4 separate regions of the Homo sapiens genome follow, and all the other regions are linked to region 1. Evidence: chromatin contacts called from ENCODE Hi-C or POLR2A ChIA-PET data. All regions are on one chromosome and are shown on one strand. The core of a region is the stretch at or near the end of the contact, and the rest is flanking DNA. Distances in the headings are between cores, read along the strand shown. Region 1 holds the start of RABEP2 (rabaptin, RAB GTPase binding effector protein 2). Region 2 holds the start of ZNF768 (zinc finger protein 768). Region 3 holds the start of CORO1A-AS1 (CORO1A antisense RNA 1). Region 4 holds the start of TMEM219 (transmembrane protein 219).

Region 1 (3,584 bases), core at 453-2,952:
TGGATCTATTTAAAGAACAAATATTAAGTAAACAGCACAGTAAGTTGTACAAGGATGTGTCTACATTGCACAGGCAGGTGGATCCTGAAATGTGGGAAATACAGCCCCAGAGAAGTCTCCAGCCACCAGCAGCTGTTAGAAAGGGAAATCGCATGTTGGGAAGGGAATTTTAGGAAGTTTACTCTGGAAGCCAATGTCAAGGCCACACTATAGAGGAAGATCTGTGAGAAGGTTGGGACAAAAGTCCAGGAGAGAGTTGACGAGAGCCCCACCGCAGCAGGGGCATAGCAGCGGGGGCAGCTCTGACATCTGTTTCAGAGTCTCTGGCTTCTGCTAGAGGAAGGAGAGTAGAAAACAGGATCAGCAGCTGGGGCGTCTGGGGCCAGAGGACCAAGTACAAAGAACGTGGGGCGGAGGTGGGGAAGCTGGTGCATGGCGTGGGGTGGAGGGGGGAGTGTCTGGGGAAGGCTAGAGAGCAGAGCATTAGACTCACAGAGACTGGGCCAGGGCTGATTCTATTTCCCAGAAGTCCAGACTAAAATGAGGTTGGTTTGGGGAACTGAGAAGTTTCTCGCCCATCTTCAGGGTTGATCAATCATCAGTGAGGGACAAGAAATGACATGGGACAAGGCAACAGATAGAAGCTGGGAGCTAAACTTAGCTATAACTGACAGAGCTGCTGCTATCACATGGAGGGCCTCTATGCAAATTTTAAAAGGGCGGCCCTTCCTCTGGGCCATAGGCATGCCCTGTGCCAGGCAGCCCTGCTAACCTATCCCATAGCTTATCTGTGCCCCCAATCCCTTTCTCGTCATGCACTCCCCAGTATGGGGTTGATGGGGAGTCTAGGTGAGTCCCGCGTCTCACCTTTCAGGATGGCCTGCAGCGAGGCCACCTCCTCTTGGCACTGCCGCTGCACCGCAGCCACAGCCTCGGCCTTCGTGCTCTCGCTCACCTCTGCCACAGCCTTCATGGTTTCCATTTCTGCCAGGGCGCCTGCCAGCTCAGCCCGAAGCCGGCTGAGCTCACCTGACTCGGCCTCACCATTTGCCCCTTCCTGGGACCGGGAGTCCTCCAGTGCTGTGGGGGACAGGGATCAGCCTCTCTTCCCATCTCTTACCCCAGGCCACCTACCGGCTTAGCAAGTCCTGCAACCTAGTACTGTTGCCTTCATCTGGGGCCTCCTTCACCTGGGCCCGCCCGGCTCACCTGGCCCCGCCCCTGCCCCGCCCCCTTCCCACTCGCTCTGCCGGGTGCTGCCTACACTCCATCTCTTCGCGGTGGCCAGTTTCACTCAGTCCTCTCTTCGGTCCCACCTGGCCCCGCCCTCCTAGTGGCCGCGCCCCTTCCTCACCGGGCCCCACTTCGCACCTGTCACTGGCCCTACCCCTTCAATGGCCGGGCCACGCCCCCTTTTGCCTGTGGCTGTAGGCCCCGCCCCCTTTCCCGACGGCGTGGCCCCGCCCCTTCCTCCATCATCCCTCTCCACCCCCCATCCGCAGGTGGCTGGCTCGGCCCCGCCCCCAGCATCACCGTTCCCCGCTTGCACGGACGCCCCCTCACGTACCAGCCCCCGGCCGCCGCCGCCGCTCATCGTCGTCCGCGGCCACCGGCGCAGCTGCCGCCATTGCCTCAGCGCAAACGGCGGATTCCCGCACTCCCTGGTGACGGAGCGCACCGCTTCCGGGTCCTCTCGGCTGTTTCCGGATCCGCTCGGCTGTTTCCGGATCGGCCCCGGGCTGGAGGCCCCGGACGGAGGATGGGGGGATTGCCGAGCCTCGGCCGAAGATTCCCGAGTCGGCCCCCGGCCCCGGCCCCGGCCCCGCCCCGGCTCTTCTTGGCTGGGTCGCGCGGTTCGGGAGGACGCCTGCCTTTCAAGCCCGGAAGAGGATCCTTAAGAGGTCTTGCCCGGCGTCTCTCCGTGACCTTGGAAGCCCTGCTCCAATTATGCCTCCTCCGGGACACCGGCCTGCGGAGAGCTCCCCCTCGCTCCCTCGCTGCCCCTGCCCGGAGCCAGCCTTTGATCGGCTCCGGCCGCCCTTCCGCCCGAGCCTGGCTTGCGTTACCGCGAATTGTGGCGGGGCCCTCCCTGCACCTCCGCCCTCTTGGAGCGTCCCTCGGGGCAGGGCCGGGTCGGCTTCATTTTTCTGAGCGCCTCGGAGTCCCCGCGTAGTTAGTCGGAGTCTGAAACTTGCACGTCCCCACCCCCATTTTGTTACTCAGCCAGTCACCGCTTCCTGCTGGCCCCCCTTTCCTCCTCCCAACGCCCTCAAATCCCTCCTCTCCTCTCCGCCTGTGTCTAGATCAGGCTCTTTATCTGTGACCTCCACCCGGACGGTGACAGGCAATTCAGATTTATGTCCAGAGCCTTGGTTCCCCTTCCCTCAAACCTTTTTTCCCTCTGTAAAGGACACGCCAGGAACCTGGAAGTCCTTGATTCTACGTGTCCTCCTGCAAGTCCCGTAAACTCTACTTCCAATGTGCTGACTATTCCAGAATGTGCCCCTTTTTCTCCATCTCCAGCGCTAACACTCCGTCCCAGCTCCCATCACTTCTCCTGAACTTCCGCAGTGTCGACTCCACCCTTTAATTAATTAATTCTCCGTAAAGCAGCTGGAGCGATTTTTGTAAAACAGATAATGCAGTTTGAAAATGGCCAAAGGTAGAACGCTTTTACACTGTTGGTGGGAATGTAAATTAGTTCAACCATTGTGGAAGACAGTGTGGTGATTCCTCAAAGACCTAGAACCAGAAATACCATTTGACCCAGAAATCCCATTACTGGGTATATACCTAAAGGAATATAAATCATTCTATTACAAAGATACATGCACGAGTATGTTCATTGAAGCACTATTCAAAATAGCAAAGACATGGACTCAACCCAAATGCCCATCAATGATAGACTGGATAAAGAAAATGTGGTACATATACACCATGGAATACTATACAGCCATAAAAAGGAACGAGATCATGTCCTTTGCAGGGACATGGATGAAGCTAGAAGCTATTATCCTCAGCAAATTAATGCAGCAACAGAAAGCTAAACATGCATGTTCTCACTTATAAGTGGGAGCTGAACAATGAGAACACATGGACACAGGGAGGGGACCAACACACATGGGGGCCTGTGGGGTGGGTGTTGGGAGGGGGGAGGGAGAGCATCAGCAAGAGTAGCTAATGCATCCTGGGCTTGATACCTAGGTGATGGGTTAATGGGTGCGGTAAACTACCATGGCAGATGTTTCCCTGTGTAACAAACCTGCACATCGTGCACATGTACCCCAGAACTTGAAATAAAGAAAATGGACAAAGGATATGAACGGATATTTCACTGCTGTCACAGGTGGCAATATGTGCATGAAAAGATGTTAAACATCATTAGCTATTTATTCGGGAAATACAAATTAAAACCACAATTGCTTTCATCACTACGCACTTCTTGGAATGGCTAAAATAAGAATGCTAACACCAAATGCTGGTGAGTATGTGGAGAAACTAGGTTTCTCATATTTTGTTGATGGGAATGTGAAATGGTATAGCCACTCTGCAAAAAGAGTATGGCAGTTTTGAACAAAACTAAA
Region 2 (3,584 bases), core at 287-2,786, 1.6 Mb after region 1:
CTCGTGGCTGTGGGTGCGCTGGTGTCGCAGGAGGTAGGAGCTGTCGCCGAAGGCCTTGCCACAATGTGGGCACTTGTAGGGCTTCTGGCCAGAGTGAGTGCGCTGGTGGCGAAGCAGGTAAGAGCTGTCGGCGAAGGCCTTGCCGCAACGGGGACATTTGTAGGGCCGCTCGCCAGTGTGGGTGCGCTGGTGTTTGATGAGGTCAGAGCTCTGGGAGAAGGCCTTGCTGCAGACCTCACATTTGTAGGGCTTCTCACCGGTGTGGATGCGCTGGTGCTGGATCAGGGTGGAGCCCCGCCCGAAGCTCTTCCCGCAGATGCCACAGATGTTAGGCCGAGGGCCCTGCCCACCCCTGGCCCGGCCACCCCGCCGACCTGGACCTCGAAGGGCTCCTGTGAGACCCAGGGGATTCTGAAGCATCTCAAACTGCGGTGTAGACAGCAGGGCCCCTGTGGGCATCTCAAAAGGTGGCCCTATGGGCAGGTCCCCTGTGGGCTGCTCCCCAAACCCCTGAGTGAAGGAGTCCAGGGGGTGAACTCCTACGGAGATATTCAAAGGACTCTTTTCCTCGGGGTTCAGAAGCATCTCCGCACCTTCCTGGAATTTGGAACTTTGAGCTTCAAATTCTGGGCTTTGGGTTTTGAGCTCAGTGTTCTGGGATTCATATCTAGAGCTCTCAGATTCATAGCCAGGGCTCCGGGGTTCATACCCGGGGCTCCGAGGTTCATAGCCAGGGCTTTGGGGTTCATACCTAGGGCTCTGGGATTCAAACTCAGGGCTCTGAGAATCTGATTCAGGGCTTCTGGGTGCAAACTCAGGGCTTGGGGGCACAAGCCCAGGGCTTCGGGACTCAAACCCCGGGCTTTCAGGCTCAAATCTGGGGCTTTGGGGTTCAAACTCTGGGCTTTGTGGCTCAAACCCAGGGCTCTGGGGTTCAAGCCCAAATGGTATCTCTTCGACTTCATAGTCCCCACTGCCTTCTTGCTGAGAAATTTCCTCTTCCTCATTCTCACTCATGTTGCCTGCAGGATGAGAGAATCCAGATCGTGTGAGACCTGGAAGGTCATTTGGTCCATTAGCAACCACACACCTCCCACCTCACATGCAGGGTCGCTGGCCCCTAGACAAGTGCTGAAATTCCCACGCCCCCCTCAGCTGACCCAAGACACCCCAGTCCCCGCCGGCCCCTCCTTCGAGTCCCAGGTGTCCCAGCCCCGGGCCCTCGCTCCCTCCCTGGAGCCACAGCCCCTTCTCCTGCGCGCAAGTCCACTCCTCGGACGGGCGCTCCCTCCTCACCTCTGAGGTACCCTTCGGGGCTCCTCATTTCGTCAGAACTCTGCACATCCTGGGGCTCGAGGCCCCACGGCAACGCCTCCCGCTCCATCCCCGCGGGCTCCCAGTGCAGCGGCGGCGGCGATGGCGGCCGATCCCGCGACCCGGCCTCGGTTGCCCCGAGCCGCGGGCCCCCGCCTCCCGCCCGCTCAGCGCCGCCCAGGGGACTCGGCGGCCCAGCCCGGGCCCCCGAGGCCGGACGTCTTGACCCCGCGCCTCTCCAGCGCGCCGGGCCCCTCCCCTGCCCGCGGCCCCGCCCCCTCCCAAGGTCTCGGCCTCCCCGTGGCCCTCACTGGCCCCCGCGCGTCGCGGCCTCGGGGATGAGGGGCTTCGCGACTACCCCGGCGGCCCCCGGCCCCCGCTCCCGCCCGAGCCCCCACCTTCTGGACCCCGGCCCCGGGCTGGGCTGCACTGTCCAACGGCCGCCCAGCACCCCCCCACCCTCCCCCGCACAGGAAGTGTCCGTCCGCGGCCAGGTCCCCCCGCCGGCTCGCGCCGCGGCCTCTCTAGGAGCCGCTGGAGGTGGAAACTCGTTGGCATTAACCCTGGGCTGGAGGGGCCCGGCCACGGGGTGGGTGAGGACCGGACGCCCCGGAGCCCGCGGGGCTACCGGGGCAGTGTGTGTGCCTATGTTCTAGGTCTCCGTCCCTCCAGAGGCCCGTCTGTCCATCTCCCGGGCCCCGCGTCGTCGGTGCGTGTGGCCAAGGGCGAGGCGACAAGCGAGACCAAGGTCAGCGAGAAGGAGCGACGCTTCCCGGCGCCAGCGGGGGCGGTGTCTCGCTCCCTCCCCTCCCGGGCCTCCGGGTCAGCTCCGGCAGCGCCTCGGGAACCGGGACGGACTCCCCTTGGCCTCGCCGAGGTCCTTGAGCCTGGGACCCCCTCCAGGAACTCCGCTCCCCGGCACCTGCGCGCGCCCGCTCCCGTTCCTCCGGCCCCCACCCAGCTCGGCTCCCCTGATCCTCCTCCTCCCTCCTCCCTCCTCGAGGGCTAGGATAGTTGCCAAGGAGACAGCCCCGCCCCGGCTCCCAGAGGCACAGCTTCTCCGCCCCAGGAAGCCCGGCGGTTGGCCGATGGGGCTCGTGCTCTAGCCGCCCCGCCTCCTCCAACCCCGCGGACGGCTGGGCGTTAATGGTCGCCAGGGAACGCCAGGCGCCTTCCTGATTGGCCGGGAGTGCTGTGGTCGGGTCCGCCTCCCCTGTCGGCCAGAAGCGCCTTCAGGAGGTAGTGGGAGGGAGGTGCCAGGCATCTCCCCTCCAGCCCGGCCTGTGCCATCAAAACTTTTCCCGCCCCCACTTAGCCTCCATTATGTTTTATGAAAGCCAGAAGATCTGAGGACAGACACCCTTCCTCCTCGTCAGCCTCACACCCCTTGCCTCTCCCCTCCACCTTCCCCAGCGCCTGAGTTTAACTCAATCCCTGGCAGCCTTAGTCCCTGTTGTTAGATTTCCTCACAGGGAGGCAGGATTCCTTCCAGGTGAGGGTGATACAAAGGAGAATTGGACTGAGAGAACCATCTGGCCTTCGAGGCATCTAACAACTCTCCAGTCTTGTCTGACTCGAATGGAGTCTTGCAGAGGAAGGGAACCTGAGAAACACTGCCTCGGGCGCAGCTTTGAATTGAGGAAGTGAGCCTGGACAGACAACTTAATATCATCCAGTTCTTGTCTTTTTTTTCTACGCTTCGTGCTGAAACAAGTTTGGCAGCGTTCTTGACAGTTAACGAGCCCGATGCCCCTGTGTGAGCAGGAGCCATGGATCGTGTTTTCTTGTCGCCTACCCAGACAAATGAAGGGAAGAGAATGTTTGGGAGGAAGGATGGCCTCTCCTTCCTGAAAAGAGGTGAGAACAAGAACTTGAAGAATGCCAAGTGGTAAAAAGTGGAGAGAAACTATCTAAATAAAGGCTTACAGGTGGGGCGCACTGGCTCATGTCTGTAATCCCAGCACTTTTGGGAGGCCAAGGCAGGTGGATCACGAGGTCAGGAGTTCAAGACCAGCCTGGCCAAGATGGTGAAACCCCGTCTCTACTAAAAAAATACAAAAATTAGCCAGGCACGGTGGTGGGCACCTGTAATCCCAGCTACTTGGGAGGCTGAGGCAGGAGAATCACTTGAACCCGGGAGGCGGAGGTTGCAGTAAGCCGAGATCTCGCCACTGCACTCTAGTCTGGGTGACAGAGCAAGACTCCGTCTCAAATAATAATAATAAAGGCTTACAAATAAAATCACAAGAGCTTATGCCACGAATGAAGCG
Region 3 (3,584 bases), core at 1-2,500, 1.3 Mb after region 1:
GGCCTGGAAGAGCTCCGCCCCAAGGGGCGCGGCCACCCCGGAGGCGGGCGCACGGCTGCTTCTCATTCATTGTCTTGACAAGAGCATCTTCAGCGGGCGAGTCCCCGGCTCCTCCAGCTCCTTCCTCCTCTTCCTCCTCCTCCTCCACCTCCGGCTTTTGGGGGATCACTGTCCTCTCTCGGCAGCAGGTGAGGCTGGGCCTGGGAGGCGCGGGTGGGCCGGGGCGAGGGCCACCTGTGGGGCGGCGCGCGCGTGGGAGCCGCGGGCTGCGGGGGCGCGCGGCTGTCACCGCGACCCAGCCAGCGCCGGGGCCAGGTAGCGGGCGCAGCAGCCCGTGGGGGGACGCTGCTTGGAGTGGGGGCCGCCGGGGCCCCAGAGCGCTCTGCGGAGGCGAGGGCTAGGGACCACCGCGGCCAAGATGGAGGTGGGTGGCCGGGGGTCAGCACAGTGTCGAGGGCCCGACTCCCCACGGAATTGAGTCTCGGGGAGGGTGGGGACGAGGGCAGGGTGGGGTGAGCGGGGCAGCTGCCCTGGGCTTGGAGACAGGAAGGGGTTGAGAGCAAAACAAGAAAAGACCAAGTTCCCCTTTCCGTGGTTTCCGGGCCTGGTACCTGTGGTGGGGGAGGAGGCAGGGTGGGGCGATGGCTTCCTGTCCCCCACCTCTGGTCCGGGGCTCCCCTCTCTCCAGATACAGGCTGCTCCTCAAGACTGGGGCTCTTCACATACGCTCCTCACCGCTCTTTGGGCAGGCCGACCTAGCAGCCTCTTCGGGAGTCCTGGGGTGGCCGGGGGTGCTGGAGCCCCCAGTGAGTAGGCGAGGCTGAGGCTAGGGGCAGAGGCTCTGGGCATGGCACCCTCCAAGCGGCAGCACAGGCCCCTTCCCTGAGCAGGAAGGTGATGCGGTGGCACAAGGTCGCCCCTGGAGTTCCTTGCTCCCCACCCAGACACTGGGGGAAACCATCCTACCTGGACCTCAGAGCAGTCGGAGTGGCCTCTCCCTTCCTGTGTGCAGTTTACATGGGGGTGGAGATGGCTCTTAAGGGCACCTGCTTTTCTGAGCGGAGGCGAGAGGCAGAGGTATGGGGAGGAGGAGATACCTGGACCTGAGCCAGAGACCTGCTGGGGAAGCTATCCTGCCGCCTCACTCCCCTCAGGCAGCCCCCACGCCACTTCCTCCTGTGTCCAGCCCCATGCCAGCAGGCGAGGGAGGCCAGCTCCTGTCCCTGCCTTTAGGAAGCGCTGTGTGGGTGTGAGGGAGGTGGGCTCTGGACACGGTAACTAAGAGAGAACCCACCCTCGGAGCCATCTGGGCTGATGACGCCTGAGTCTGAACCATTAGGAAGGACGGGCTCTGCATCCATCAGCCAGTCAGTCAACAAACATGCAGTGGGGCAACACCACGCCAGGCTCTGTTGCAGAGGCTGAGGGTACAGATTGAGAGGGTGGCTCAGAGTGGCCTGGGGCCAGGGAGAAGGGGGCTTGCAGGTTAGAGGGAAGGAGAGGCTGGGGAAGGCAAGCAGGCATCAGCCACAGAGGGAAGAATAGGGAGCCCCTGGAGATGATGCTGGGACCTTAAAAGCCAGACTGAGGGGTGTCCTGGGGGAGGTGGGGACCACTGGAAGATCAGAGTTGACCTGAAGGGAGAAATGCTCTTATGCTGTGTGCCCCCAGAATGAGCCGGCAGGTGGTCCGCTCCAGCAAGTTCCGCCACGTGTTTGGACAGCCGGCCAAGGCCGACCAGTGCTATGAAGATGTGCGCGTCTCACAGACCACCTGGGACAGTGGCTTCTGTGCTGTCAACCCTAAGTTTGTGGCCCTGATCTGTGAGGCCAGCGGGGGAGGGGCCTTCCTGGTGCTGCCCCTGGGCAAGGTGAGCCCCTGGGGCCCTGGGGGGAGCAGCTCCTCCACCGGACCCATGGCTCTGTGCAGGTCCTGATTAGGTGACGGTCACCAGGCCTTCCAGGGCCTGTGTTGCCATCTGGAAAACTGAGCTGGGCCCCATGAGCCTTACACTTCCTCCAGCTCCTCTGTGCTGTGGCTGTGTGGAAACTGACGCTCAGAAGGAGCCAACACAAGATGGGTCACACCAGTGACCAGGACTACAGACAGTCCTGCAGACCCATGATCAGCCCTCCTGAGCCTCAGCCTGGGGCTTTCTCCCCATGGAAACACAGAGGGGGTTGGGATGGGGTCTGGGGGCCCTGGCAGCGTTCTCAGGGTTGGGAGGGACTCTGGCTCTGGGCCTGTCTGAGGACCTAGCAACTCTGTCCCCCAGCTCGCAGGCAGGGATGATGCAAGAGGTGCTCTCCCCCACCCGCAGCCCTGCCCTCCCCTGGAGCCTGCTGCCCCCTCCGCTGGCTGGCTGCTGCCCCGCACCCCCAGCACACTCCTGTGCTCTTTGGGGGGTAAGACAGGAAGGGGAGATGGGCCCCAAGTTGTTACCTTAAAAGGGCTGATGGAAGCAAAGAGAAGAGGAAGTGGTTGTCGGGGTGAGAGCTGGGCCCGCGCCCCACATGGCTGTCACACAGGAAGCCCTGCTGAAGCAGCTGTCCCCGGAAGAAGCCATTTCCAAACCTCTGCTCCTGCCTGGGGCCAGTTGGGACAGGCTCCCTGGCCCCTCTCCTTTTGGGAGGACCCACCCCTGCAGCCCCACCACTCACACTCGCTCTCTGGGGAGCTGCCTCCACCCCCCCAGCCCCCATACACCTGTCCTGGCTCCAGGGCCAGTTGTGCCCATGGAAGCCTCACTCGGGGAAGCTGGGGTGGGGGTGCCAACCCTAAGGGCAGAGACAGACTGAGACAGAGACCGGCGGGAACTCTGCCAGGGTCTTGCACGGCCCCCAACCTCTGCCATGCGTGGCCAGCCCTCCTGGGGTTTGCCCAGGCCATTTTGGGACTGGAACAAGAGAAGAACAACCCGCCCCCGTCCCCACCCCAGGCCCTGGTCCAGCTCCCAGGGACACCACAGCTTTCCTCTCTGGGCCTCTCTGAAGGAGGTGTGGGGAGGTTGGATTGGGTTTGGGAGGCAAAAGCACCTCCAAGGCCCTGCTGTGCCTTTAGACTGGACGTGTGGACAAGAATGCGCCCACGGTCTGTGGCCACACAGCCCCTGTGCTAGACATCGCCTGGTGCCCGCACAATGACAACGTCATTGCCAGTGGCTCCGAGGACTGCACAGTCATGGTGAGTGGTGGTGGGGACCCAGGGGCTGGGAGAGGGGCTCTAGGATGGGATCTGACATTTGGAGTCCTGAAGACTCACTGGCCCCTCCTCTGCAGGTGTGGGAGATCCCAGATGGGGGCCTGATGCTGCCCCTGCGGGAGCCCGTCGTCACCCTGGAGGGCCACACCAAGCGTGTGGGCATTGTGGCCTGGCACACCACAGCCCAGAACGTGCTGCTCAGTGCAGGTGCTGCGGGAGGAGGGGCTTGGGGGTGGCTCGTGGCCTGCAGTGGATGAGGGCAGGAGGCTCATGGCTTCTGACACTGTGGGGAACGTGCAGGTTGTGACAACGTGATCATGGTGTGGGACGTGGGCACTGGGGCGGCCATGCTGACACTGGGCCCAGAGGTGCACCCAGACACG
Region 4 (3,584 bases), core at 298-2,797, 1.0 Mb after region 1:
TTGACTAGTCAGGGCACAGTGGCTCACGCCTGTAATCCCAGCACTTTGGGAGGCCGAGGCGAGAGGACTGCTTGAGGTCAGGAGTTCGAGACATGCCTGGGCAACATGGCAAATGGCAAAACCCCGTCTCTACACACAATGCAAAAGTTAGCTGGGCATGGTGGGTGGCGTGTGACTACCGGCTGTCTCAACTACCCAGGAGGCTAAGGCGGGAGGATCTCTTGAGCCCAAGACGTCCAGACTGCAGCGAGCTTTGATTGTGCCACTGAACTCCAGCCTGGGCGATGACAGAGCAAGGCTCTGTCAAAAAAAAAAAAAAAAAAAAAAAAAAATCGGCCGGGTGTGGTGGTTCACGCTTGTAATCCCAGCACTTTGGGGGGCCGATGCGGGCAGACCACGAAGTCAAGAGATCAAGACCATCCCGGCCAACATGGTGAAACCTCGTCTCTACTAAAAATACAAAAATTAGCTGGGCGTGGTGGCGTGCGCCTGTAGTCCCAGCTACTCGGAAGGCTGAGGCAGAAGAATAGCTTGAATCCGGGAGGCGGAGGTTGCAGTGAGTCGAGATCGCGCCACTACACTCCAGCCTGGCGACAGACTGAGACCCCGTCTCAAAAAAAAAAAAAATCATTTGTATATGCGAAGGTTTTGTGCCACAAACTTTTGTGGCTGTTGATACAAACGACATGGCCTCTGCCTTAAGGAAGCCACAGTCGAATTAAATAGATTCCGTTTCAAGTAGCATCTGTCCTGTGTGCTTAGTGGGCACTGGGCCCATGTTTTCCCACATTTTACCCTTTAAGCTTCTGATCCAACCGGTGAGATAGATAGGATGATCCTCTTTAGTAGAGGGGTAAGCTTAGTCCCCTGAGAGCGCGGCTATGGCTTATGCGAGGGTACGGACAGTCAGGATTTGAACCCAAAGTTCCTGGCTCCATGTGTCATGCTACCTCCAGTCAGATGTTCTCACCTCCAAAACTTGGGCAGAAGTGAACTGAGATGCTCTCTACTGAGCAACTCTTCAGCTCCAGCATCCTATACATTAAGGAGTCACTAAAAGTCAGGGTCCACGAGAAAGGTGCAGATCGGGGTGCACAGAAGAGCGGAGTCCAAAACACCACTCCCAGCCCCAGTGGACAGAGTCCTCAAGTGGCAGCCCTGCAACTCTGAGCGGATGCCGAGTCCTCACCGGGAACCCGGGCGCGGCTGGTCTGTGCTATTGGCGCGGGTAGGGGACGCACAGCCCAAAAATGCCCGCGACAAGCTTCTGGGGCAGTTCTCGCCAGTCTCTCTGGAGGGAGCCTACGGGTTCTGCGACGTTTCTCGCACTTGCTCCCTGGCCTCGCTCCCGTTTCCACCCCTCCCACGGAGGTTTTCCTTTCTGGTGGCTCCTTCCTTGGGTGTCCCTTTGGTACGCCCCCACCCTGGCGGTGAGCTGCGAGGCTGGCGCCCGCGTGGCCACTGCGCATGCGGACCCGGCCGCGGGGCGGGGCCGCGCGAGGAGGAGGGTCGGGGACGGAAGCGCAGAGCACGGACCCCGCCCCCTCGCGGCCCCGCTCGTGACGTCGCGGGGGGCGCCGGCCTCCGCCCGGCCCCGAGGGGTAAGAGCGAGCGGCTGGCGGATCCGACGCGCGAGACCGGGAGGGGACGAGGGCGTTGCAATCGTTCGGGGCGGGGGCTTTCCGGGGAGGGGGTGCTCAGGTGCACCAGCGGCGGCGGACCCTCAGACTCTGCCCTCCCCTCCCTTTAACCCCCTTCCAGCCGGACGGGAGGCGGGGCAGGGCTGAGCATTTGTGACACCTACATTTCCGTGGCTCCCTTCTTTTCCCCCGACCCCTGTTTATCTCTTCGCCTTCCAGAAGTTCTTTTCCATCAGGCCGTCGCACCTTGCGTGGGAAGGAGCACCCCACTTGGAAGCAGGAGGCGGGGTTCAGATCTTGGCCCTACCCCTCCTGTGTTAAAGTCCGCGAGCCTCAGTTTCCCTCACAGTATTTTTTGCCTCGCCTTACCCGGTTTTGAGGATCTGTACGAGAAAGAGAAAGGAAGTGGACATTTGTTGAATTCCTGCATGGCCAAATACCACGCAGACTGCTTCATCCGCCACGTTTAATCCTTATTACTTGGTGTTCTCAGAACTCCCATTTCATGGATTCTTAAGCTCACAGAGTCAGTGAATAACAGAAAGGGATTCAGATCTAGCCGTTTAGCTGCACAGTGGAGTTCTTCTCCAGAGTCTTCCCTTGTCTGGGCTCTGGCTGGAACTATTCCTCAGCCAAATCCTCGCCCCAGAACAGTGCTTCCTGTTTCTCCAGCTGAGAAGTCTCCCTTTCAGTTTCCTTCTTCCAGCACGGAGTACACTGCTCTGCCTCCACTTAGATTACTTCAGAAATGAAATGCAGCAAATATTTATCCAGCAGTGCAGGGAGTTGAACTTTTGGAGTCGGGAACCTTGGATTCTTGTTCTGGCTCTGCCACTTACTGTGTGGCCTTGGGAAGTCCTTTGTCTTCTCTGAGCTTTCTTTTCTCTTTGCGTAAAAGCGGTGCTCTTGTCCCATTCTCCCTCCCTGTCTTCCAGCAGGCTCTCCCCGGAGGCTCAGCCCCCTCTGCTCCCCATGGGCAACTGCCAGGCAGGGCACAACCTGCACCTGTGTCTGGCCCACCACCCACCTCTGGTCTGTGCCACTTTGATCCTGCTGCTCCTTGGCCTCTCTGGCCTGGGCCTTGGCAGCTTCCTCCTCACCCACAGGACTGGCCTGCGCAGCCCTGACATCCCCCAGGTAAGTTCCCCACCCCCGTACCCGCTCTTCCTTCCAACCTAGACAGGCTTTTGCTGCTAATCTCATCTCACCCGTCTTCTTTTGCTCACAGGACTGGGTCTCTTTTTTGAGATCTTTTGGCCAGCTGACCCTGTGTCCCAGGAATGGGACAGTCACAGGGAAGTGGCGAGGGTCTCACGTCGTGGGCTTGCTGACCACCTTGAACTTCGGAGACGGTCCAGACAGGAACAAGACCCGGACATTCCAGGCCACAGTCCTGGGAAGTCAGATGGGATTGAAAGGTGAGATCAGAGGCTGGGTGTGGTGGCTCACGCCTGTAATCCCAACACTTTGGGAGGCTAAGGTAGGTGGATCATTTGAGGTCAGGAGTTCAAGACCAGCCTGGCCAACATGATGAAACACCATCTCTACTAAAAATACAAAAATTAGCCAGGCATGGTGGCAGGCGCCTCTAATCCCAACTACTCGGGAGGCTGAGGAAGGAGAATCGCTTGAACCCAGGAGATGGAGGTTGCAGTGAACCGAGATCGCACCATTGCACTCCAGCCTGGGTGACAGAGCAAGACTCTGTCTCAAAAAAAAAAAAAAAAAAAATCAGGTGCGGTGGCTCATGCCTGTAATCCCAGCACTTTGGGAGTCCGAGAAGGGCAGATCACGAGGTTAGGAGTTCGAGACCAGCCTGGCCAACATGGTGAAACCCCGTCTCTACTAGAAATACAAAAATTAACCTGGTGGTCTGGTTGCGGTGGCCCACAGCGGTAATCCCAGCAGTTTGGGAGGCCGAGGCGGGCAGATCATGAGGTCAGG

What was found. A loop is a pair of places that touch in the nucleus more often than their neighbours do. ChIA-PET counts read pairs that join two places held with the same protein, here RNA polymerase II (POLR2A). Pooled maps may share reads with other maps.
Region 2: a loop to region 1 is called in a pooled map, with 8 times the contacts of the local background. The contact joins the promoter of ZNF768 here to the promoter of RABEP2 in region 1. A Hi-C loop is called at or near these places in 1 of 37 single-sample maps with no recorded cell type and 2 of 50 pooled maps. POLR2A ChIA-PET finds 5 or more read pairs at or near these places in 1 of 52 experiments (HEK293T).
Region 3: a pooled map shows a loop between it and region 1 (11-fold over the local background). The contact joins the promoter of CORO1A-AS1 here to the promoter of RABEP2 in region 1. A Hi-C loop is called at or near these places in 2 of 50 pooled maps. POLR2A ChIA-PET finds 5 or more read pairs at or near these places in 2 of 52 experiments (Caco-2 and activated B cell).
Region 4: a pooled map shows a loop between it and region 1 (5-fold over the local background). The contact joins the promoter of TMEM219 here to the promoter of RABEP2 in region 1. A Hi-C loop is called at or near these places in 5 of 50 pooled maps.

The regions. Positions count from the first base shown.
Region 1 is chr16:28,923,536-28,927,119 of GRCh38, forward strand. It overlaps RABEP2 (rabaptin, RAB GTPase binding effector protein 2), which reads right to left and starts at 1,703. Exons shown (of 13, transcript NM_024816.3): 1 at 1,568-1,703; 2 at 868-1,080. The coding sequence starts at 1,628. RefSeq lists enhancers at 835-924, 955-1,184, 2,163-2,746 and silencers at 1,345-1,564, 1,595-1,944.
Region 2 is chr16:30,525,030-30,528,613 of GRCh38, forward strand. It overlaps ZNF768 (zinc finger protein 768), which reads right to left and starts at 1,537. Exons shown (of 2, transcript NM_024671.4): 1 at 1,297-1,537; 2 at 1-1,022. The coding sequence starts at 1,384. RefSeq lists enhancers at 983-1,042, 2,623-2,922 and silencers at 1,243-1,292, 1,313-1,632, 1,723-2,552.
Region 3 is chr16:30,183,538-30,187,121 of GRCh38, forward strand. CORO1A-AS1 (CORO1A antisense RNA 1) reads right to left here and starts at 1,251. Exons shown (of 2, transcript NR_186359.1): 1 at 967-1,251; 2 at 1-234. CORO1A (coronin 1A) reads left to right here and starts at 65. Exons shown (of 11, transcript NM_007074.4): 1 at 65-188; 2 at 1,672-1,870; 3 at 3,061-3,183; 4 at 3,279-3,408; 5 at 3,502-3,584. The coding sequence starts at 1,673. RefSeq lists silencers at 1-357, 388-497, 1,868-1,967 and enhancers at 346-886, 887-1,428, 1,429-1,968, 1,969-2,510, 2,398-2,547 and 2 more.
Region 4 is chr16:29,960,532-29,964,115 of GRCh38, forward strand. It overlaps TMEM219 (transmembrane protein 219), which reads left to right and starts at 1,548. Exons shown (of 6, transcript NM_001083613.2): 1 at 1,548-1,601; 2 at 2,576-2,777; 3 at 2,869-3,058. The coding sequence starts at 2,613. RefSeq lists an enhancer at 921-1,030 and a silencer at 1,381-1,830.